3 separate regions of the Homo sapiens genome follow, and regions 1 and 3 are each linked to region 2. The links are chromatin loops, found by intact Hi-C in ENCODE. Cell type or tissue: heart left ventricle. All regions are shown on one strand. Region 1 overlaps EXOC6B (exocyst complex component 6B). Region 2 overlaps EXOC6B (exocyst complex component 6B). Region 3 overlaps EXOC6B (exocyst complex component 6B).

Region 1 (8,000 bases), 110 kb after region 2:
GGGAATATATGTTGTATTAATGTTCTATTGCTTCCATAATAGTACTACAAAGTTAGTGGCTTAAGCAAGAGAATTTTATTACCTCATAGTTCTGCAGGTTAGAAGTATAATACGGATGTTACTGAACTAAAATTAAGGTGTTGGCAAGGTTACATTCCTTTCTGGAGGCTCCAGGATAAGATATGTTTCCTTGCTCATGTGGATTGTTGGCAGAATTCAGTTCCTTGCAGTTGTAGAATTGAGATCCCCATTTCCTTGCAGGCTGCCAGTTGAGGATCATTCCCAGCCTTTATAGAGGCCACCCGTACTCTTTGGGTCATGGCCTCCTTCCTCCATCTTCAAAACCAGCAGGGTAGGTGGAGTTCCTCTCACACTTCAACTCTTTCCCCCTTCTTCTTCTACCTCATCTCTCTGAACCACTTTTTCTGCCTCTTTCTTCTGCTTTTAAGGAGTTACGGGATTAGATTGGACCCACCAAGATAATCAGGATAATCTTACCATCTCAAGGTCTTTAATATCACATCTGCAAAATCTCTTTTACCCTATAAGGTAACATAGTCACACATCCTAGGGATTAAGATGTTGACACCTTGTGGGGAGGGAGGATATTATTCTGCCACACACACACACAAACAGATGTATATTTTCAGCCAGATAGAATACAGAGAGTAAATGAAGAACAGAGGACTGAAGATAAATCTCTGAAATACAATATTAAGGGATGGATAGAGGAAAGAAGACCCAAAAGAAAGTCTGAGAAGGAGCAGGGGGATAGGCTTAGACTAGATCTAAAGGGACAATGATCTTGAAGATTCTTATGTTTTGTCCTGTTCATGATTTATTGATTTCCTCACTTTATTAAAGCTCTTTTGCCAAGTCTTTTACTTCCTGGTCTTGTCATCTTTAACGGTGCTGATACTTGGGGAGTGACCACACAAATTTGAATTTTGGACATATATCCCGAAATACCTCAGAACACTCAGCCCATGAACTGCTAAATTAGCTGAACATTCAGAGACCTTTTCCCCATGAACATCTTGCTCCAGGCAATGGAATAATAGATCATTGCTAGAACTTCCTAAAGCAAGGTAGCTGGAGAAAGCTTGCAACATCTAGATGGTTGGTTCCATTACTGGCAGGCAAGGTCCTTACCTCAGATTTTCAAAAGGAGAAACCAAGCGGGCCATCCCCTGTTGTCAATACTTTTTTTTTTTTTTTCCCCAACTGAGTCAATTAAGTTCTATGAGGTAGAGACATGTGAATTGAAAAGTATTAATTAAAAGAGTTGGGTGGATCCTGCGTCATAAGCTGAGGATCATTAGTAATAGGAAAGATAAAATGCCTCCTACTAAATAAATGCCATCTTCTAAAACTCAAATATAGGAATTTTTTTTGCAAGCACACATAAAAAGTTAAGGGTGAAACCATCTTTAAAGAGGACAAGTCTATTGCTAGTGAGGATGATTAAGAGTCATAGGATATAAGAAATCAAAGTGAAATACAAAAATTAGCCGGGTGTGGTGGTGGGCGCCTATAATCCCAGCTACTCGGAGGCTGAGGCAGGAGAATCGCTTGAACCCAGGAGGCGGAGGTTGCAGTGAGCTGCGATCGCGCCATTGCACTCCAGCCTGGGCAACAAGAGCAAGACTTTGTCTCAAAAAACAACAACAACAACAACAACAACAAACAAAAACGACAACCAAAAAAAAAAAAAACAAAAAACAAAGTGAAAATGAGGATTATCTAACCTAATTTTTTCATTTTACATTGGGGAAATAAAAATACAAAGCAGAGACATTCCCAAGATCACCTAGATGCTGGCAGTATCACAAGCATTCTAACCTCCTCTTTAATGTTCCAAATTCTGAGGTGATACATAGAAGGTGGCTCCATTATTGCTAAATTGATGCCGATTTCTCAGCCACTTTATTCTGGTGTCTCGATGAGGGGGATAAAAATGAGTGAAACCATGTTAACCATTACTAATGTAAGAAATTTTAGCCTCAGCACTATTAGAAAATCAATAAAGAACACCATTCAAAAACAATAGGGGTAACACATGGATACACAGAGAGGAACAACACAGAGAGGAACAACACAGATTGGGGCCTAACGAAGGGTGGCGGGTGGGAGATGAGAAAGGATCAGGAAAAATAACTAATGGATACTAGACTTAATTCCTGGGTGAAGAAATATTTGGTACAACAAACCTCCATGACACATGTTTACCCATCTGACAAACCTGCACATCCTGCACATGTACCCTAGAACTTAAATAAAAGTTAAAAAAATTCATTACTTATATAACAAAAAATATAGGGGATGATTTATGAAAAGCAATGAGCTGATTTTGTGCAGGGGCCAGTATGCCTAGAAAACCATAGACAGTATACAAATCAAGACTCACTATCTCTGCATAAGAGATTTTAGAAGGGTGTGTATATGTAAAATTACCACTAGATTCTGGAGAAAGAAAATAGGAAAGAGAAAGTAGGAAAAAAAGTTAATGGCTTCACCTCCGCCACATCTGCCTTTTTGCCAAGACTTTAAAAACTCTATTACCTCACAAAAAGCAGGAGCCAGAATAAAGAAATCTCTGAAACCTATGCTGTCCAGCATATTATGGGACACAACTAACATAAAATTACAGCTTTTACATTCTTATCCAGAATGAAATTTTTAAAAAAATCACATTTTGAGGAGTCAGTTGTCCTATCTGGGCCTCCCAATCCAAGCATCTATGCAATTAGCCAGTCATAGATTTAGCAATTAAATACTATAATCCCTGTCCAGGCAATGTGCTACTTGAGAACAGTGAGCTGTTGCCAGATGCCCTGTAAAAGCAGTGGGAGATTTCAGCAGGCTAGACCCTCCAGGACACTGAGAACCACATTGAGAAAGGGGATGAAAGAAAAGGGCATGAGGAAAGTAACAGAAGATGCCTAATTAGCCCTAAATAGCTTACTTTAGATTTCTCTGCCACCTCTCGGAATATACTACTGAATTATAATTACCCTAACTTAAGGCTGTGCCATTTAACTATCTTTGTTATGATTATTGTTATCCAAAATATTGTATTCCTGCTATCACTTTGCCCTGTCTCTTCCTGGCATACTGACACTTATTATCCTGGGTTGTCACAATCGCCTGGTTATCAACTAAATTATCCATGTCTCATTATACTCTACTCTACTCTGCTGGAATAAGAGGCTACCCTGAACAATATTAAAATTCACAACACACTTTTCCAATTGGAGTCAGTTTTCAGTTTACCAAAACACTGCTTGCAAACATGTTCTATGAAGTTACTTGAACCATTTCAAGTCAATTTTGCATTTCTTGATAATCTGGTTTTCCTTAAGTCTCACTGCCAGTTGTGACAGAGACTTTGGCACCTGGCTCATAGTTTTTCTCTCCGTACCAAATGTATCATCATTATCATCCTGGGTGACAAGTTACGGAGGAACATTTATCAGCAGGTATGTATCAATCTATATTGTGAATCAAAGAAATCCAGAACCAAGAACACTTTTAGGAAAATCCTGTCTCTACTTCATAGAAAGGTATGGAGTTTATATCCGATATGTACAACAAACTTTAAAACCAATGATCAAAAACTCTTTCTAAAATTCCTACTTTTAATGGTACGGTAGCTTGCTTTGTAGAACAATTCATGCCTAAAGTTTATTAACCACTTAGTACTTAAAACTAAGGCAAGCATGTTGAGATTACACTTTTTTCCTTCAACAAATCCTTACTGAAGGCCTACCATGTATTAAGGATTGTTCCAGGCACTAAGAATAAAGTTGTTCAGAAAATGTGCAAAATTCCTACACTTATGAAAATCATTTTTTACTAGGGGGAAGAACAAGATATGTAAGATGTAGAGTATACTACAAGATGATACATTCTTCAGAGAAAAATGAAGAGGGAAGAGAATAGAATTTTGCTTCGGTTATGGTTTGGAAGGAGGTGGCAGAGGTAGTCAGAGGGAAGTTGCAATCTTAAATGGGAAATGTCTCAATTAAGTGAACTTTAAGTGACTTGAATATCAAGACCTGAACAAGATGAAGGAACAAGTAAAACAGGTAGCTGGAAAAGAGCCTTCCAGAAAAAGTCATATCAAGTGCAAAGGCCTTGAGATGGGAGTGTACCCAGCATGTCTAGGAAACAATAAAGGGGCTATCAGAGTGAGAACAGAGTAACTGAGGAAAAAGTAGTCACAGAGTTAAAGGGTGTATGTGTGTGTGTGTGTGTGTGTGAAGGTTCTATAGGATCTTATAGACCATTAAAAGGACTTTGGTTTTTACTTAGTGTGAAACAGGAAGCTCCTGTGGGATTTTAGGAAGAGGAATGATATGATCTGACTTGTTTTAACTTTTTCATGCCTTTATTGTCCTACTGATTATGGCCTGTAGAGGGGCAAAGGCAGAATCATGGAGACCAGTTAAAAAGCTATTGCGAGAATACTTAATTATTTGAATCATGAGAAGAGAAATGATAGTTAAAAGTGGTTGGTTTCTGGTATATTTTAAAGAGGGAGAAAACATAATTTGCTGACAGATTGGACGTGTGATGTGCGAGAAAAAAGAGTCAAGGATGACTCCATAGTTTCTAGTCCTAGAAGAAAAAGTAGAATTGCCATTAATTGAGATGAAGAGAGCTGTAAAAGGAATAGGTTTTTATGGGGGCAATGGGGAAATCGGGAACTTACCTTTAGGACATTTTAATGTATAATAAAATATAGCACACTAAGAATGTTCTATTATCATAACTGATGAAGATAATTATATTTCTAGCATACAGAATAAGGCTATGTTATATTTTCAACACATTAATCAGTCTTACTCAAAACTCCTCACTACTTCAGCAAGGATTATTTGTAGACTACTTTAGAAGTCACTCCTAGAAAGATTTTAGCATCTTGAATTGGTTGTAGAGTTTGGATTGTTATTCTGGCATAATTTTGGAGCTCAGTTAAGTAGGCTATATATGTCTTATAGAGACATAACAAGGATGAAATTCTGGATGAACTCCAAGCATGTATTTACATTAAGAAAAATGGCTGCCATAGGAATAAAAAGGCAATACCTGACACTTGAACCCAGGTGCTCACCAGAACTGGAAGAATATGAGCAAGTATTTAGTCTAAAAAGTCATCTCCTGTTGAAGCAGTAAGAGTGATTTATCAGATGAGGAGTTATGTTCCTCTCTGGCATGAACCATCTAGCTGCATGGAGCACTTCCTTGATAGCCCTCCTTCAGTAGCTCTCACTAGAGAAAGTCCTCATGTACTAGGTTCCAGGAACTGCCACCTAAGTTCCCTTTACCCACTTTACCCATATTTGGTTTTGCCTTTTCCAGGGCTGTGACCTCTGCAATTCATTTAATAAGATTAAAGTAAACTGATAATGAAGAGCAAGGAGTAGGAGGAAAATGATGAATCTATTTGTGGGAGTTTGAGTACAAATATTATTCAGAAATTCAATCTAGGTCCATTTACTTCTAAAATGCCACAAAACAATATTAAGTCAATACATTCAGCAAGCAATTATGAAATAGGAACTATGTTACCCACTGAGGGATGGGGAATTCATGGATAAATAAAACAGGGTTCCTGCCCTTAGTGAACTCAGAAGCTAATGGTGAAAGCAGATGATTAAACAAGTAATTACAAGAGCATTTGTAATGAAGGGGCATACAAAATGTCAGGGACCCAAAGGGGGGACAATTAAATCTGCCTGAGGAGGTTGTGAAGGATTTATAAAGAAGATGACATTTGAGCCAAGCTGTGAAGGAAGAGAATGCATTTGTCACTCTACAGAGAGAGTACTCTGTGATAGGCAGAGGCAGCCTAAAGCTTACCCAGCTTTGGGATCAAGGAGGTGTTAAGAGTAGTCTAGGGAAAGCTTACATGGGGAAGAGTGACAGAAATAGACTAGAAAGATTAGCTGGAACCAGACCTGCTTTGCTAGGGGTTCATCTTTTGTTTTATGGGCAAGAGAGAGCTCTTAGGCTTTTTAAGCAGGCAAATGCTACCATGATAATTGTGGTTTGTTTTTTTTTTTTAAATAGTAGGTGGCAGAAGGGAAGAAAAGAAAGAAAAGTCATCAATAGCAAGGGCATAAAACAGATCAAGAGAAGTAAGAAAAAATAGAGTTTCATACTTTGCAGAAATAACCATGAACATATTCACTCCCATGCCCCTTTCCCATCCCCAAAACCTATCGATACCTCCCTCTAACTAAATTAAACATCTCTATGCCCTATCATTTCATCAAGCAGGCAATGAAAAAAGATATGCCACACAGAAAGACAGAAGGAAGATGCTGGTACCTCAGAAAAAACACACAGAAAACCACCTTGTCCCATTTAATTATTTCTCTCAGAGTTTATAAGGGAAGAAATAATTAAGAACACCATATGGATTTAGAACACAGGGAAGCATGTATGAACACATCACACACACACACACACACACACACACACACACACACTGCTTGTATTGACAAATGATAAGAATGATAAGCAGTATAAACACCAAGAAGAATGATTACATCTGTCTTACCTCATCACACACATTCACTTTTAATAATGCCGCCAATTTACTATTGTTTGAGATCATTCTTTTTAACATAGCCTTGGTGTACCAGTAGCTTTTGAGAACCACTTCCTCTCCATTGTCACTCCTAGTTTCTTGTGGTTCCAAGACACTAAATACTAAAGACTACTATAGTAGCTTATGAGAGGGCCATAATATTGCTATAAGGAGCCTGCTGCTTGCCTTGATTAGGTTGAAAGCATCAAAGCTCTGGAAAGAATCTAGGAGACCTCTCTCTGACTGATGTTTAGCTTAGATGAACACCACAATCCTTAGATTAGGTTTTTAGAGCATATTTCTTTTTTAACACGGTCCAGAAAATAGAGAAGTTACACCCTCACTTTGCTGGCCAATAGAAGGCTCTTTTCTGTAGTACCACTGGAGACAAGCAAAGGTTTGAACACTTTTTATTATCAGCATGGGATTAAATTCTCCAGATGACCATAGTTTTCAGAGACATTATGAACAGTGATTATCGAATGTCTTGGTCACAGAATACTTTTATAAAAAATTAAAAACCGAAATAAAACTAAGAAACAACATCAGTTCCTACTGACCCATGGTAAAATCAATAACAAAAAAAGGCAAGAATCATCATTTCTAATGGCACAGCAATACTTCCCTCCTCCAAACTCATACAGTGCTTTCACGCTACTCATTTGGCACTTAATTACATGCTGTATTTTACTAGTTGTTAATTTTTTTTTTTTTGAGACAGAGTCTGGCTCTGTTGCCCAGGCTAGAGTGCAATGGTGCGATCTCGGCCCACTGCAATCTCCGCCTCCTGGGTTCAAGCAATTCTCCTGCCTCAGGCTCTCGAGTAGCTGGGACTACAGGTGCATACCACATGCCCGGCCAATTTTGTACTATTAGTAGAAACTGGGTTTCACCATGTTGTCCAGGCAGTTCTCAAACTCCTGACCTCAAGTAATCCACCCACCTCTAGTAGGTAACTTTTTAGAAGTGTTAGTTCTGCTTCTCTTATTTGATTGTAATACAGTAAGGTTAAATTAGATATGCATCAAATCAGATTGCAAAATACCTTCCATCAGAGAATAGGGCACTAAGAATTGAAAATATGGACACTAGTAAATTCATATCCTTACTGAGATTCATGGGCCATTTAATACTACTTTATGTGTAGCAATAAAAAGTGGAATATGAAATAAAGGTACACTCTAATACCTATGAAGTTAATAAAAAAAAAAAAACCTTAAAATCATAAGAACCTATGTTGGTTGGGCTTCTATAAAACTGATGCATGATTATACTTCCCGAAATAATTTAAATTGGTATAACCCTTCATTAAGAATCAGCAATAGATTTAAAACCCATAAGAATGCTTACAACTCTTATATAAATAATTTACATTAAGGAGTAATTCAGATTAAAAGGCTTT
Region 2 (8,000 bases):
ATGGATCAGCAAGTCTCTATAAGATTTTCAAAAGTATTTGAGGCTGACCCAGGATGGTAGAGAGGAACAGGCTCTGCTTCCATAGTTATTGTGTGAGGTTGCAAGTTATTGAATTGAGAGTCCAAGTTTACATTTTCCTTGAACTTCAATAAATTACTGAATTTATTGAATTCAGCTAAGTGCCCACTACCAGTGTTTGGGTTGGATGGGAAGAAGATACTAGGAGAAAAAAGAAACCTCCTTGTTGTGGGAAAGCTTGGTATCATTCTCAAAGATGCTAGGATGGAAAGACTTCTTGCCTTATTCTACATGGACAAGCTTAATCTTCTAATTTCTTGTGTGGCTAAGCAATAAGGTCTTAGTCTCTGATGGCAAGGAAGCCTTGATCCAACATTAGATCTATGTATTTATCATTTCTGGTCTATATATGGCTTGTTGTGCAGCAGTTTCTCAATCAGGTGAATTTTTAAAAACCTGCTCCAATTTCTTGAATAAGGATATGAGAGGAGACACAGTAAGTGAAAGCACTTGAAAACTTCATCTTGTTATTATAGTTAACAACACCATTACCACAGGGTATCCTTATTATTCAAGGAGATTTTTAAAAAGCAACTAAAAACTGCCCTTTGTGAACTTTAAAACAACAGGAGTTGTTCTGACTTTTGCTTCAATGTAATATAGACAGCAGCCCCTGGCTTTCATCCAAGTTACAATTCCCTTCTCCCAACCCCAGAACCATCATGTCCATATTCTGTGTGAGCCCAGGACAGACAGGTATTCTCCAGATTAGCATTTATCCACATGGCTTGTTCTGTGGAAGCAGAGTTCCCTCTAGGACCTTACCAAGGGCCAGATCATAAGCAGTGATTATTTGAAGGGGAACACCCACAGTTTATACCATGAGCAAGCTGTGGGAGAAAAAAACCTATTTTTTTTACCTGAGATCTCTCCCATGTCTACAAGAAAATCATTCAGAAGTAGATACTAAGGTGACACTGAAAAATCACCTTGTTTTAGCCAGTCTCCTTGACTAGTCCTTCTCATCTAGTGACGAGTCACATTCCTGACTTGAAGATCTCTTTAGCAGCTAAATATTCCCCAAACTTTCCCACCTCCTGTCCCCTTTATGGATTTCACAAACATTTTATAGCACTGAGCCGGGGACAGAGGGTAGGGAGTTTAGGAATCCTGAAAGTCACACTGAGGAGGGTGGTGAGGCAAATCCAGACCATTCTGCCTAAGAGCCGGCCAGTTCACGACGTTCATCGTTTCTTACTTTTGTGCCTTTGGGCAAATTACTAACCTCTCTCTAAAATGAAAATAATATTTGCCTTGGTAGAGTATTCAGCATAGTGCCTGGCACAAACGTTCAGCAAATACTGGCGATGATGATGATAATGACAATGAAGATGGCAAACTTATTCCTGCCTTCACTTCTTCACACTTGCTGTTCTGATTTACAATGCCTCTTCTTTTCTCTTTGTCCTATCTAAATCCTTCCCATTCTAAGAGAACCTTAAGAAGTCCTTTTCAATCAGTCCCAGGCACAATATTTCAATTGGTAGTATCATAGCCTATCTTAAATTATGAATTATTTCTTTTGTCTTGTCTCCCCAGGGAGATTATACGCTCTTTAAGAACAAGGATCTTTTTCTGTGCTTCTACCTGACACATGTCTGAGCCCATGGTATGCGTGATATACTTAGCATCGAGTATAGTCAAGGGAATTTCTATTTGCTGGTCACAGAGTGGTACTAAGCACAGTACAAAGGGAATTTCACAGCTAAAGGCTGTGTCTTTCTGGCTGCTCAACTGGACTTCCATTATCAATTCATACAACTAAAATGGTCCTATATTGGCTACAGGAATAAAAAGTCTATATTCCCTGAATGAGCCTCAAATGAGTAAGAGATTATAGAAGCTAGTTCGAGATTTAATACTTAACCACCAAGAATTCACTAAGCAATTATTCCTGCTCCTGATATTGGAGAATGAATTGTATTCCCACATTCTCAAGAGGGCTGCTGAGGTACAACAGAGGTATTTCCCCCATGCATGTCTGTACTGGCCCAGAGGCTCTGGACCATCAAGATATTGAGATTATGGCAAATAAGAGTTGGTAAGAAATCATCAAGTGGCCACTGCTCTTCTGTAAGTTGTTGACGCTCAGGCTGTGGGCCTTCAAGGTATTATACACTGCATCTCTAAGCTTCTGGAATTCTCTGGCCTGGAGGCCTTTCTGCAAATGGGCTGGAAACTATAGCATAGCCCTACAATGGGAAGGAACTTCCAACGGAGTTCTATCTTGATGCTGTCTTCTGCTTTCTCTGGATACCAGCAAAGTCCCTGTCCTTCTTCCTCCTATCTCTAAGGTCAGATAATAGACACTCTCCCCTTTCAGCCTGTGAGCAGCTTAAGGCCTTGTCCATTTTTGTCTTATTAGTGTTCAGCACTGTGTGGTAGAGTAGAGAAGGATCTCAAAAAAATGTGTTCTGCCTGATAATTATGAGAAAGTATTGTAGGAGGCCACCGTTGTGGCAAGGCCCTGAATGTATCAGAGCAAACACCTCTCCCTGAGCTCCCCGCCCTCTGGCTCCTTGAGGTTCTCTGGGGTCCCGGGGTCTGGCTCCACAAGGTTCTAGTCTCTGCTTTCTGTTGCTGTTTCTTCACATTCTCCAAAAGGCAGAGAATGGGTGGAAAGGCTCAGCCACAGGATACTGGACTGTTTACAGTTGGCCAGGCCAAGATTAGCGTGAGCACAACATATGCCAAGTTCATTGGAAGTTACATTTTCTCTTTGTTTACACATTAAAGGGGAGAAGACCAGAAGAAGAAAAAAAAAAAAGCAGGTGACCTCCTGTTAACCTCAGCCGTCTGCAAAAGGCTGCTGCCCTCACCTCTGAATGAACTTTCAGATTATCTCAGACAAGATTCACCTTGCGCTGAACTTGTACGCCTGCTCTGAAGCCCCCAGTCACGTAGCTGTGATTAAACATTACAGAGTGGCCATAAATTTACAGAAGTATTATTGTGCCTTGCTTTCCTCTTCTTCTTTGGGAGAGGAAGAGGGCAATGGGTTTGGGGTGGGGGGAGTTAAAAAAGGGAAACACACAGTCAAACAAACAGTTCCTTTTCACAGCTCTGAACAAAAGAGAAAACATTGCATAGGTGTCCCAGAAAGAAGGAGAAAGAAATTTGGCCATGTGAGAGAAATTAAAGCTCTAGAAGCCTGCAAAGCCTAAAACTCAACGGAATAGCTGAGGTGCTCCTGGTCCCATTTCCAGACAGTCTGCAAGTCTACAGATGAAACACAAACCTGCTCTGGTCCTTGCTCCTGGCTTCTCATGAAGGGTATCCCTGAAATAATACTTTTGCCAGAGAGAGAGAGAATGGAAGAGAGAGGGCATGAGGCAACTGACAGAGCAGCAGGCAGGGGAAAGAAGGCTGCAAGACAACACAGTTCATTTTGTTCTTTGAGCTGCTATGAGAGATGAGGAAGCCCCAACATCTGGGACATTTAAACAGAGACTGGATAAAGACTAGACCGTGTTCTAAAGGAAACACCCTGTAGCTGTACCCAGGAGACTGACCAGATGACCTAAGAACATTTATTTCTATGATTCACTATTTTATGCTTAAAGTAGAAAAAAAAAAAAGGATATTCCACTGAAGTAAAATTTGTTAAACCCTCTAGGATTCCAAAGCCAAGATACGCCTGCAAAAGGCCTGTGCTGACCATGAAACAATGAGACCTCTATAACCAGAAAAGGCCAGGGAATGCTCTATTTAATCCAAAACAATTGTAAAAAGTGGTCAGGAAGCCCAGACTGAGGTGATAGGCGCTGGCCAGCAAAGCCACCTTTGGAAAGGAGTCGCTCTGTCTCTGGTTACCCTATGGCAGTGACAGGGGTGCTAAAGAGGCTCATTGTTTCTATAGTTGGCAAGGCCTTGCCCATAAAAGCAGCAAAGTCCAGGGTCCATCCACATGAGGAAGGCGGTTGATGGCTTAGCTTAGCTCTGACTCTCAGCAAGATCTCTTGCTGCTTTTAAGAATCAGCCAGGAGTCAAAAAACAGGCCTGTGGAAATTCTCAGGCATTGCCTCTGACACACAGAGATGAGCCAGGAAGTGAAATGGCCAGTGTCAGGGCAATATTGGGGATATTGAAGTTTTGCGTGGGAGTTCTGAAGTCAATCTCTGGTCCCCAGGGGCAACCTGTGTTCAAAACTCTGGCCTGGACTTGGAGAAGAAACAGAATGGATTCCTGCCTCTCAGTGTGAGTTCTGTGAGAGACGAGACTATTGGGTAGAAACACAGGGGAAAAAGGATAATAAAATGTACATTCATTGCAAGCCAGATGGGCCAGGTATATATTAAATGCATTATTGGTACAGTCTCAATTAGTGTGATTCTAAGAGGAAGATACTATTTCTCAGGCCTATTTTACCGATAAGGTAATTGAGGCACAGGACAATTTAAGCAACTGCTCAGAATCACACTGCTATTAAGCAAGGAAGTCAGAATCGGAAACCAGGTCTATCTGATTCAATGCATCTTTAAATATGAGAGTAAAATCTTAGAAACATAGAATCAAGGAAATCTACCAAAGTTCATGCTAGGCAGACTGAATAAAGTGTCCTCCTCCTTTTCCCACCATCCTTCAAGACCCTTCTTAAGTACCCATCTCCTTTAGGAAACCTCCTTGAACACTACTATCAGTTCCTTAGATTTATCCCTTCTCTGAACTCCATTTGTACCTATTGTTCATGGTGCACAGGAAGCACTATATCACATATTTTTCTATTCTTCCAGTGTTTGTGCCTCACAGTTGAACTGTTGATTATGTCAGTAAACCAGATGTTGATATACAGAGAAACCCAAGTGTTTTATGCTTATATCTCCCAGAATAGAATGTCAACTCTTTGAGCAAGGGACACACAGTAGAACCTCAACATACTGTGACTAAACTCCACAGAGACTAACAAAAAGCTCTTGATGTATTAAATAAGGATACACTTTATAATAAAGAGAGTTGTTCATTAGTGGAATGTGCTGGAACAGAATGAGTGAAATGTGTGAATGTGTGAAAGTAGAATAAGTTCTACTTCTTTAGTATTTTTCCTCAAGATAATGTAGTTTTATTGTGTATTTCTTTATAAAAACAACATATGCTTTTTGCAAAAAAAATTCAGAAAAAACTTATTTAATTCAGAAAAGCATAATGGGAAACCATCATCCATAAACCTCATTCCCTAGGCATAATGACTGTCAACAATTTGGTATCTAGCCTTTAACACTTTTTTTTCTCACCAAAATAGAGCAAATTATAGATACTGTCAAAAGCAGATTTTTCCCACGAATTCAGAATAGACATCTTTTACATGTAAATACATATAGATAAATGTAACCAATTTTAAAGACTTCACAGAATCTATTTTTAACAGCTATATACCGTACTAACTTGAACAAATCCCTTATTGATGGGTATTTTGAGATTTTTCCCCAATCTTTTTCTACATTACCCAATGTCTTGATGAAAATACTTGAATATACATCTTTGTACATTTCTTCAAGTGTTTCCTTAGGGAATAGTGTGAGTTACAATACAGCACAGTGGTTAAAAGTGTCAACTCTGGATCTAGATAGCAACTCATCAGCTTTGTGAACTTGGGCAAATCATCTAACCTCTATAATCCAGTCTGATCATTTATATAATGCAGATAATAGTACATATATAATTAGGTAGGCATGCATATTGAAATAGTTAATTCACGCAAAAGCACTCAGGACAGTGCCTTTTATGGAGTAAATGCTGAACAAATGTTAGCAATGATGGTGATAATTGATGATAAGGATGATAATGGTAAATTCCTGGAAGCAGAATTCTAGGTCAAAGCTTTTGATATCCATCAATAAACTGCTTTCCAGAATAGTGTAACGATTTACATTCCCATTAGCAGGTATCACAGTGTTTTTGAATGGAAGTATTAGATGTTTTGATGTACATTTGTCAAAACACTAGAGGGACTATCTCACTAAACAACAAGCTTTAGGTTTATCATCTCAATGATCCCTTTCTATCATAAAATACCATGCTTCCTTGCCCTATTCCTAAATCATATAAATGTAATGAAAATAATAAAAACAAGTTGAAAATCCCTGGAACACCTTAGAAGGAGAGTGCTAACTTGCACTTAGAAAGTGCTTTATAGTTCACAAAATGTTTTCAAATATATTCTCATTTTTCGGTTCAAACACCACCTAACTTATTGGCTATGCAAATTTATACTCTCTAACTGGGACAAGTGAGTGATGATTAGATTACAAAATAACCAAAGGGATGTCAGGTTTCATCTTTTTAAAAAAAATTTCAGTTTTTATTTTAGATACAGGGGGTATATGTGCAGATTTGTTACGTGGGTATATTACACAATGCTGAGGTTTGGGGTACAGATCCCATCACCCAGGTAGTGAGCACAGTACCCAATAGGTAGCTTTTCCACCCATGTTTCCCTCCCTCCCTTCCCCATCTAGTAGTCTGCAGTGTCTGTTGTTCCCATCTTTATGCCCATGTGAGCTCAATGTTTTGTTCCCACTTATAATTGAGAACATGCAGTGTTTGGCTTTCTGTTCCTGCATTAATTTGCTTAGGGTATGGCCTCTAGCTGCATCCATGTTGCTGCAAAGGGCATAATTTAATTCCTTTTTATGGTTGCATAGTATTCCATGGTGTATATGTACCACATTTTCTTTATCCAATCCACTACTGATGGGCACCTAGGATGATTCCATGTCTTTGCTATTGTGAATAGCATGGCAATGAACAAACAAATGCGTGTGCCTTTTTGGTAGAATGATTTATTTTCCTTTAGGTATATACCCAGTAAAGGGATTGCTGGGTCAAATGGGAGCTCTGTTTTAAGTTCAGGTCTCATCTTAACCCTTTTCTAGAACCTAAGATCCAGCCCTCTGCCTCAGAATGAAACCCAGGGTACCTGCACCCTTTACCTCAAAAACACCAGTTCCAAAGAGCTCTCTTGTATTCTCTTACTAGAAATCTTCCAATGTCACTAAGCATTAAGAAACTCCTTTTCTGTGGATTTTAACCTTACAATACAGCTTTTTCTCTCTACTTTCTAGAAACTCTTACATCAAATGAATACATAGGCAAGGAGTTACAGATACAATCTTGTTACCATAAGTAGTTTGAAATATTTAATCTTGCTGGGCACGGTGGCTCATGCCTGTAATCCCAGCACTTTGGGAAGCTGAGGAGGGTGGATCACCTGAGGTCAAGAGTTCAAGACCAGCCTGACCAACATGGAGAAACCCCATCTCTACTAAAAATACAAAACTAGCCTGGTGTGTTGGCGCATGCCTGTAATCCCAGCTATTCTGGAGGCTGAGACAGGAGAATCGCTTGAACCCGGGAGGCAGAGGTTGTGGTGAGCTGAGATCGCGCCATTGCACTCCAGCCTGGGCAACAACAGCAAAACTCAGTCTCAAAAAAAAAAAAAAAAAAAAAAAAGAAAAGAAAAGAAAAGAAAAGAAAAAAGAAATATTTAATCTTACTTAGTTGTCTCTCCCTTCATTAACTGTGAGCATTTACCAGGACTGAACAAGTAAAAGTCCCTTAGCTGTTTCTATCCTGCTCCAATAAAATCTTCTTTCTTAAATTTTCAGGTTTCTGAGGCTGAGGTGGGAGGATGGCTCGAGCCCGGGAAGCAGAGATTGCAGTGAGCCAAGATTGTGCCACTGTACTCCAGCCTGGGCAACAGATCCAGACCTTGTCTCCAAAAATTTTTTTTTCAGGTTTCTAAAGAAGCAAAGCTCAGACTTCCCTAAAATTCTTTATCTTAGCACCCTCCTCTGCTAATAGGAAGTGTGAGCATCTCATTCTATTAGAAACTACATGTGTTTCAGCCAAACACCCAGTGCAGACCTATGCTTATAGCAGAAAAAAACAAATGGCTCCTTTAAAAACTGGGCTTTTGTTACATT
Region 3 (8,000 bases), 130 kb after region 2:
AAACTGAAATGAAAATCAAATTCTAGTGTTGATCAGCATTATCTACTTAATGTTTAACCATGGAAGAAAAATATAAGCCATGCCACTGTTTAAAGAATAAAGTAAGTACTGAGAATCTACTATTGGTCCTTTATTATAATTCTCAATTATGAACCATTAAAGGTCAGCACTTGGTGTTTACATGCCACTTCAAGATAGCTAATTAAATGAGCCTTTAAGCTACCCTTCTCAAAATTCAGCATTAGCCCAAATTTGGATTTTGATGGAAATATACACATATATTTGATTTTTGCATGAGAAGTCATACTGCAATCCTACTTATAAAGATAGAAAACACAAAGTGTTAAAGAAGGGGATTTTGATTTGTACTATCTAATTCACGATATTATTAATAGTAGGTTTTCCAAACTCAGAAATCTGACAAATGAGGTTTAACTTATTTGTACTTTAACTCTGAAGTGCCACACAAAAGTAAAATATCTTGAAAGCTTGTATATTCAAAATGTCATTTCTCTCTTTCTCTTAAGAAGTAGAAAAGTGAGAATAGGACAAGTAAAAAAGGATGAATAGTTTTGCTATCCGCATCTAATTTGCTTCCTAATGAAATTCTATAACTTTTAAATGACCGTTATTATAGTCTATACAAAGATGATTTCATCAAATATTCCACATTTTGAATACTTTAAAATTATTCATTAAATTGATACTGTCTGAAACTCTCTAAAGCAAGACACTGTGGAAGCATGCTCAGAATACACATATAAGACAGCAAGGCAAATACACTCAATGACGGTAAAAGAATATCCTTGCTGCACTGCACTGGGGGCAGATCCTCTTCTTACATGAGTGTGTACCCTATAATTTACCTTAACTTGGGCTTCCTATTTAATATTTTTATCTTTGGCTTATTAAGGACATAATGATTAATTCAGTTAAGCTAGATAACTGACTCAGGAGGTCAGTTATAGGTTTAGATAGGTCATTATGTAATGAAAAAAATCTGTGTTCTTAATAATATGTCTGAAAGAAAAACACCGACCAGTGAGAGTAGTATTCAGTTTTGGTCCATAAAATCAACCCTGTAAGGACTAGATGAGAAATAGGTAACAATGTGACATGTGAAAAAGACTCAAATACTAGCAAATAGGAAGCTCAATAAATGATGAGTAGGAAGCCCATTCCTCTAATTGGGGATGCCCAAATAAAAATATAAAGATTTAAAGGGTTAAGGTTAAGTGAGACAGATTTTAGCCAACTTAAGAAATATCTTTCTAGTAATCATATTGTCCTAAGGTGGAACTTGCTGCTTTAGGGTAGTGGAACCTCCTCAAGGAAGATATTCAATCAAAGTCTGGGGTGCTGTACAGGGATTGAAGTATAAAGCCAAATGTTATACTACATAATTTTTGAGATTAGCCTCCAATCCCAAAATTCAAAAATTCTATTTTAGAAGCCTAAATATTTAAGAAAACATAGTCCCAGGTTTTCTGTTTAGAGTTTGAACATCTCTGTAGTTCAGAAGCCTCCTTTTAAAATGATGCTCACTTTAAATAAGTTCTGAGAATGACTAAGATGAACTGCAAAGAGAGAAATATTTTCAGCACAGGATGTGGAGAGATCATTTTTTTCACAATCACTCAACCTACCTGAGGTCTACTAATAATGAGCTACAGACCAAGAACTAAAGAAGTTTTTCAAACAATCTAGGTTAGAAAAATTATCCCTTTAAGCTGCTTCAGTAGAGACAGGTATAAGTAGAAATTAGGTGACAGATTGAATAGAAAGAGGCATACTCTTTCATTACCAGTAAAATTTTGGATTTTGGGTTTCTACTATTAAAACATTATAAAAGCAACTCTGGGAAGAGAAATGTAATAGAAAATAGGAACTTAAGCATAAATGACAGTGCTCACTGAGAGCTTACAAGTACTTGCACATTCATTCCCGACTCTGATCCACCTTATTTTGGCTGTGCTTTCTAACTTACTCCCTTAGTTAACATTTTCTGTGAACACTAGTTCCTTTCCATAGGGACCAAAACCACAAACTAGAGAGAATAACCATGCTTCCTTCTCATGAATAGTGAGAATGGAAACATTTTTCCTTGGTTGTGTTTCTCCAGTGAAATTCAATTTCTACTTTCCAAGAAAAGCCAATTGGGTTAGAAGTTTCTGAGAAGAAACAGGAGGGTGGGAGGGAATCCAACAGATATCACTCCACAAACCCTAAACCAAAATCCCAATCTTTCAATCTTACATCAGTCAAGGGATTAAAACCTGAATGTCTCAGTTGAGTTGCTACATCTACAGGTGGAAGGTCTTAAGTGTGGGAAGAGATTGTTCCATTTGTGATCATGCTGGTGAATCCTTAATGTGCAAGAGAACCCCCACCTTGGCCCCCAAATATTAAGTTGACACACGTTTCTGGGACACAGCCTGAATCCTCAAACTTTGGCAGGTCTATAGACACACAATTTTCTGTTTTCTGCTTAACAGTGCTTTCCAGAATTGTCATCAGATGACAGATTACACCACCCATCTACAAGGATTCAGGGGTAGCTCAGGCCATCCATTATGGGTTAAAAGCTGTTCCAGCATGAATCGAATCACAGTGGTAAGGAACTACCGATACAAGGGGTCCTGCAGCTTTAAGAAATACCCTGGGCATCTAAAAGTTTTCAGAATGCAAACTATGTCAGCTCTGAAAACAAGAGGCACTGCATCATTATGGCAGGAGAAACAAAGCCAGCCCCCTTTTTTAAACAGACAAAAAAAAAAAAGATTGTTTTAATAGGAAAGAAGCATCAGTCATTGATTCTTACTTCATTCACACTTTCTATCCAACCCCATCCATCTTAAGAGTGAAGAGATGACAGAGCCCAGTTAACTCTCTCCCTCACTAGGCCCCCGCTCACCCTGTTCCCTATATCCAAACCACCAAGGCCTACCAACCCACCCAGTTCAATCTGCAAGAAACAGTCCTATAGAATGACTGGTTCTATCTAATGGGCTTCCCAAAGCTCAGGTATGCCCAAGTATCAGCTTTCATCACATTACTTTAATAGGGTTAGCATCACTGGTCCAGGCCTTTTCTAATCATCTTCAAAAACGACCACTTAGTTACCCATGGCTGACAACATTCTACAAAGGAGGAGGCGGGAAGACTTAAGGCAGCAGGAAAAAGTCAACAAACCAACCAACAATCCAGAATGTAAAATATTTCATTTTTCTTAAATGCTGCTGGCCACATTATCTACAAACAAAACTTCTCCAAGCAGGCAGTCTCTGCATCAGTGCACCTGCTTAGCATTGGTTTGCTGAGTTATCTTTTTGCTATGTCTGCAAAAGCCAACAACAGCACAATGGGTCGCATCACTTGAGGGTCACTTGAGTCCCTCTACTCTGGGTCCCTCCTCCCACCCCCGCCTTCCCTTCTACCCACAAAACCTTTAACTCCACCATAGCTAAGGATCCCAGATAGCTAAATAAAAGAGGTGGCCTCAAATACAGGGAAAACCCTTAGGTCTCCAATGTGAATCGCCAACGCCAATCCCCCTCCCTTCCCCTTTTCCTTAAGACCTGATGGTCTTCAGTCACACATCTTAAAAGAAAAACAAAAAACAAAAACACAAAGACTTACTTGTCTCAAGTCGATGAAGGCCAACTGCAGCGTGTCCTCCTGGAACCCAGGCACCGGGCCGGATCTGGCAAACTCTGTGGGAAAGAAAAGAGGATAAAAAGCGCCTTTAACTAACCATGGACAGGGAGATTGGCAGACGGATGACAGGGAAGACAAGAGAAGCTGGGGGAGAGGAGGACCAAGCTTCTAAGGAGTCATGTCTCTCTCCCTTCAGCTTCTTTGTTTGCCCTTCAAAATTCGTGTCATCAAAACACCATTAATTCCAGCATCCTGACAGCAAGGAAACTGTACTAATTCGACCTGAAATTTATTCCCATGAGCTGCGCTGGGCTTCAGAGTATTTGTTTTGTGAATGGACAAACAACTTGCAAAGGAGGAGGGAGTGGGGGAGAGAAAAAAGTTTTTCCTCTCAACACAATAAAATCTTCAGCTGTGAAACTCTTTTCAGTTCCAAAAGCTATTTATATTTTAGATCGCTGAAGGAATTTTCTAATTTCACGCTTGTCACCTCATTCCCCAAGCATTTATCAAAAAATATTCCCTGCTACATCATTAATTATTCCCTCACTGATTATTTGTATTATCTCATGACTGCATTATTGCACACACACACACACACACACACACACACACACACACACACACACACGCATCCCAGAAGCAGAGGCTATCCCAATCCATGACTTGGCTTTTGAGCAAAGGAATATTTACAGATATGAAAAGGTCCATCTGAATAAACCTCACTGCAAAACTTAGGGAACATTTGCACATGTCTGTCCTTCTAGTGTATTCTTTGTCCTTGACTTCTACTTCCATTCCACTCTCAAAAATTCTTTCTTCTCCTTTCTCTACCCCAATTCAATCTTAGCCTGAAGAGATTACATGAATACTATTTGCAATTTACAGTGGCACCTTGGGTACATGCTCAGTTTATGACTCTGGCTTCTATGTCGTTAACAAGAAGATGGCTGTACAGGGATATAAGGACAAAAACTAGTAACAGTTAAGAATGTCAAATTTTATTGTCCCTGAGCCCTGCTTATTATGAAATCAAAAGGTCTTAAGTTCCCTATACACACACACATACACACACACACCAAATTCAAAAGTTGGACAGTTATACTATTATTCAATTCTTTCTATGAAGCCCGTGGCCAATCTCCTATTTACCTCAAAAACAACTCAAGTGCCTGTTCAAAGCAAATATGAAAAGGAACGTTTTCCTTCAAATTATGCTTCTATCCAGTACTGAATTTAAGAAACTATACAGAGTTGGTATCATATTCTTCTTTTGCAATCAATAAAATCTATCAAGATATTTGCATATATGTCTAGAAAATTACTTCCAACAACTAGTGGCTGGATAGATCCAAATGGTAATTTGTTGAACAAGGGTAGGAACTTCTGTTCTTTAAAAATATTTTCCATTTGGGGGCTTCTCAGACATAGCATTTCATAAAACCCTTGCCCCACTTTTAAAATTATGCTAACAACTTAGTTTGCAGGAATTATGAGAACATTATACAAAATGAAATTTAAAGCAATTTATTAAACTAATTAAAATATAGCACAGATGTATTAACAATATACACAATTCTTATTTTGACATTTAAAATTAAAAATGCCTCATTTTTCATTTTAATGAGATAAATTATATGGCATGCTTGGCAGTACTAAAGTTTCTATTTGCTTTGAGAAGAAAATTCAAATGCCATATATAAATTAATTCTATCGTATATTGCCCAAGTGATAACACTTTTTTAAAAGAGTAAAATTCTGGCCAGGTGCGATGGCCCATGCCTGTAATCCCAGCACTTTGGGAGGCTGAGGCAAGTGAATCACCTGAGATCAGGAGTTTGCGACCAGCCTGACTAACGTGGTGAAATCCCGTCTCTACTAAATACAAACAAATTAGCTGGGCATGGTGACACATGCCTGTAATCTGAGCTACTTGGGAGGCTGATACAGGAGAATCACTTGTACCTGGGAGGTGGAGGTTGCAGTGAGCCAAGATTGCATTATTGCACTCCAGCCTGGGCAACAAGAACGAAACTCAGTCTCAAAAAAAAAAAAAAAAGTAAAATTCTAAAACTGTATGAAGATTTTATGAAGGCCATGTTAATAAAAAGCTTGATATAATCCATTGTTTATATCTACAATAGCCAATATCTGTGATAACCTTGTATACAGGAGCTATTTGAGTTAAATGTACAATTTTCCTATACTATGCTCCTGTTAATAGCAATTCTTTGAATTACAGCCACAGCTATTCTTTTTGACTACTTGGATTGTTAGGTGATCAGCTAAAATTAGCTTCCCATACTTGATGGTTTCTTCCAAGGATGTTGGATTATCACACTTGGCATTGCATAACTCAAGTCTATGCTGTATCACTTGAAGCATCTGAAGACTTCTCTGTCAGTTCAAACCCTACTTGTGTCAAATGGCAGCAACTATCAAGATGTTCTGCCATCCTATATATGTCCAACTCAACAGAATCACCCACCTGAATGCTTGGGAGCTGGCTACACATTCTTGAATCTCCTTATTGGGCATGCTCCCTGGGGCTAATAGATTAAGCTGATGAAACAACTTAGGAATCTGGATGTGATACATATTTAGTTTTCGGAGTCACTTTATGGACCTCATTTTTATGACACACTGAATCTTCCAGGTTCCCAAAGGATATAATGGCCTTTTAAGTTTGATTGCCCCTTTTATAAATCAAGGAATCAAAGAATGACAGTTGCATCAGGTATGATAAAGTAAAGAAATTAATTTTCACATATAGTTTATGGAAATGTTTAATGACTATATATTCAACTTCATATTTGTATTTTTTCTCATTGCTTTATGTATATAATTCTTGTCTTCCCACATAGATAGCAAACTCCTTAGGGATAAAGACCATTTCACAAAACCAAACATCCACTCAAAATAGTAGATGTTCAACCAATATTGTGTTTTAGTTAAATAAGTTACACAAATAGCAAGATTCATTGGGCACATGTACTCTTCACTGCCAATGAAAATCTCTGGATTATAAGGGGTCCTTAATCTGAGTATCAATAAACAGGCTTTAGGAATTCATGAGCTCCCTAAAATTACATGCACATTGATTAAGGGGATGGACTTTGGAGCAATAAAAATCAGAATTTGAGCCCCAGCTTTCCACTTAGTAGCTCTATGGGCTTACACAATTTACTTAACCTCTTTACACTTCAATATCTTTATCTCAAAAATGAGGATAATACAGCATTCCTTACAGTGCTGCTATGAGGATTAAACAGAATAACACATGTAAAGCAGTTGGCAGAGTGCCTAGCATAATTGAGTATCATTATAATTAGTTTTTTAGTGTAAATATGAATTTCTCTGCACAGAAGGTTCATAGCGTACACTGAATTCTCAGAGGGCTGGTAGCTCAAAAAAGGTTAAGAAACACTGTTCTATATCAAGAACAAAACATAAGAAAAAATTCAGCTATGGCTCAGTGATGAGTTAGTGAGTTGGCATTGCAAACTTATTTATAGGCACTATTTAATTACTTCATTTAAAGGAAATTGATATTAAGTATTAGTGTTTTAGCTACAGCATAGCAATTTTCATTAGTATTGTTTTAAAAATTTAATAAATGTATAAAATAGGTATTTTGTAATTTTGTGACTCAGTATGCCCTGGGAAACATGATTAACTTTTTACATATATTAAAAAATGTTAATAGCATTAGAAAATGTGAATATTTTTTAAAATATAGGAGACTTTGTATACGGTCTAATTTCAACTATATAAAATATAATACGCACAGAAAACATGATAGTAAGCACTCACTTCATAATGTTACCCAAGGCTGCTACAGACAGGAAGGTTATGAGGGTGTTTTTTTTTCTTCTTTATATTTTATAAACTTTGAAAATAAATACAGACCACTTTTATAACCTGAGAGAAGGAAATGGAAGAACACACACATACACATACACATACACATACACATACACATACACATACACATACACATACATACACATACACATACACATTATGTAGTGAAGCTCATATTGCAGTACTTTCCCTAGTAACAAGAGATATAATTTGTTCAAGATTTAGCATTATTGGCAACTAGGATTGGTCTGTAAACCCAAATTCTCAGATGCTGCTTGATAGAAAGAAAAGAGGAAAACTACCACATGAGAGAGGGGCAAGAGGCTCCCAGACTCTTGTAATATGCTGATGCATCCACAAATTGATTATATGTACACACAAGAAGCCTCTCTTTAGAGCTGTTAATTAAAATTGTCCTTCTTTGACATAATAAAAAGGGGAAATACATGCAATTTTGGCCAAGCAGAACCAATGGATAC

The links. Peaks named below come from ENCODE experiments on the same cell type or tissue, not always from the same donor. Only the 100,000 strongest peaks of a DNase experiment are listed, where the experiment ranks them.
Region 1: it touches region 2 in a loop (2.0-fold over the local background); 3 of 110 quality-filtered maps call a loop at or near these places.
Region 3: it touches region 2 in a loop (2.1-fold over the local background); 3 of 110 quality-filtered maps call a loop at or near these places.

What each region holds. Positions count from the first base shown.
Region 1 is chr2:72,311,100-72,319,099 of GRCh38, forward strand. All of the region lies in intron 20 of EXOC6B (exocyst complex component 6B), which reads right to left. Among named protein-coding and RNA genes, the nearest start is that of CYP26B1, 170 kb to the left of the region's middle. In heart left ventricle, no CTCF peak of the experiment used is centred here; no DNase peak of the experiment used is centred here.
Region 2 is chr2:72,201,721-72,209,720 of GRCh38, forward strand. The region is part of intron 20 of EXOC6B (exocyst complex component 6B); the gene reads right to left. Among named protein-coding and RNA genes, the nearest start is that of CYP26B1, 58 kb to the left of the region's middle. In heart left ventricle, no CTCF peak of the experiment used is centred here; no DNase peak of the experiment used is centred here; H3K27ac peaks cover 2,330 bases.
Region 3 is chr2:72,331,308-72,339,307 of GRCh38, forward strand. It overlaps EXOC6B (exocyst complex component 6B), which reads right to left. Exons shown (of 22, transcript NM_015189.3): 20 at 3,640-3,713. Among named protein-coding and RNA genes, the nearest start is that of CYP26B1, 190 kb to the left of the region's middle. In heart left ventricle, no CTCF peak of the experiment used is centred here; no DNase peak of the experiment used is centred here.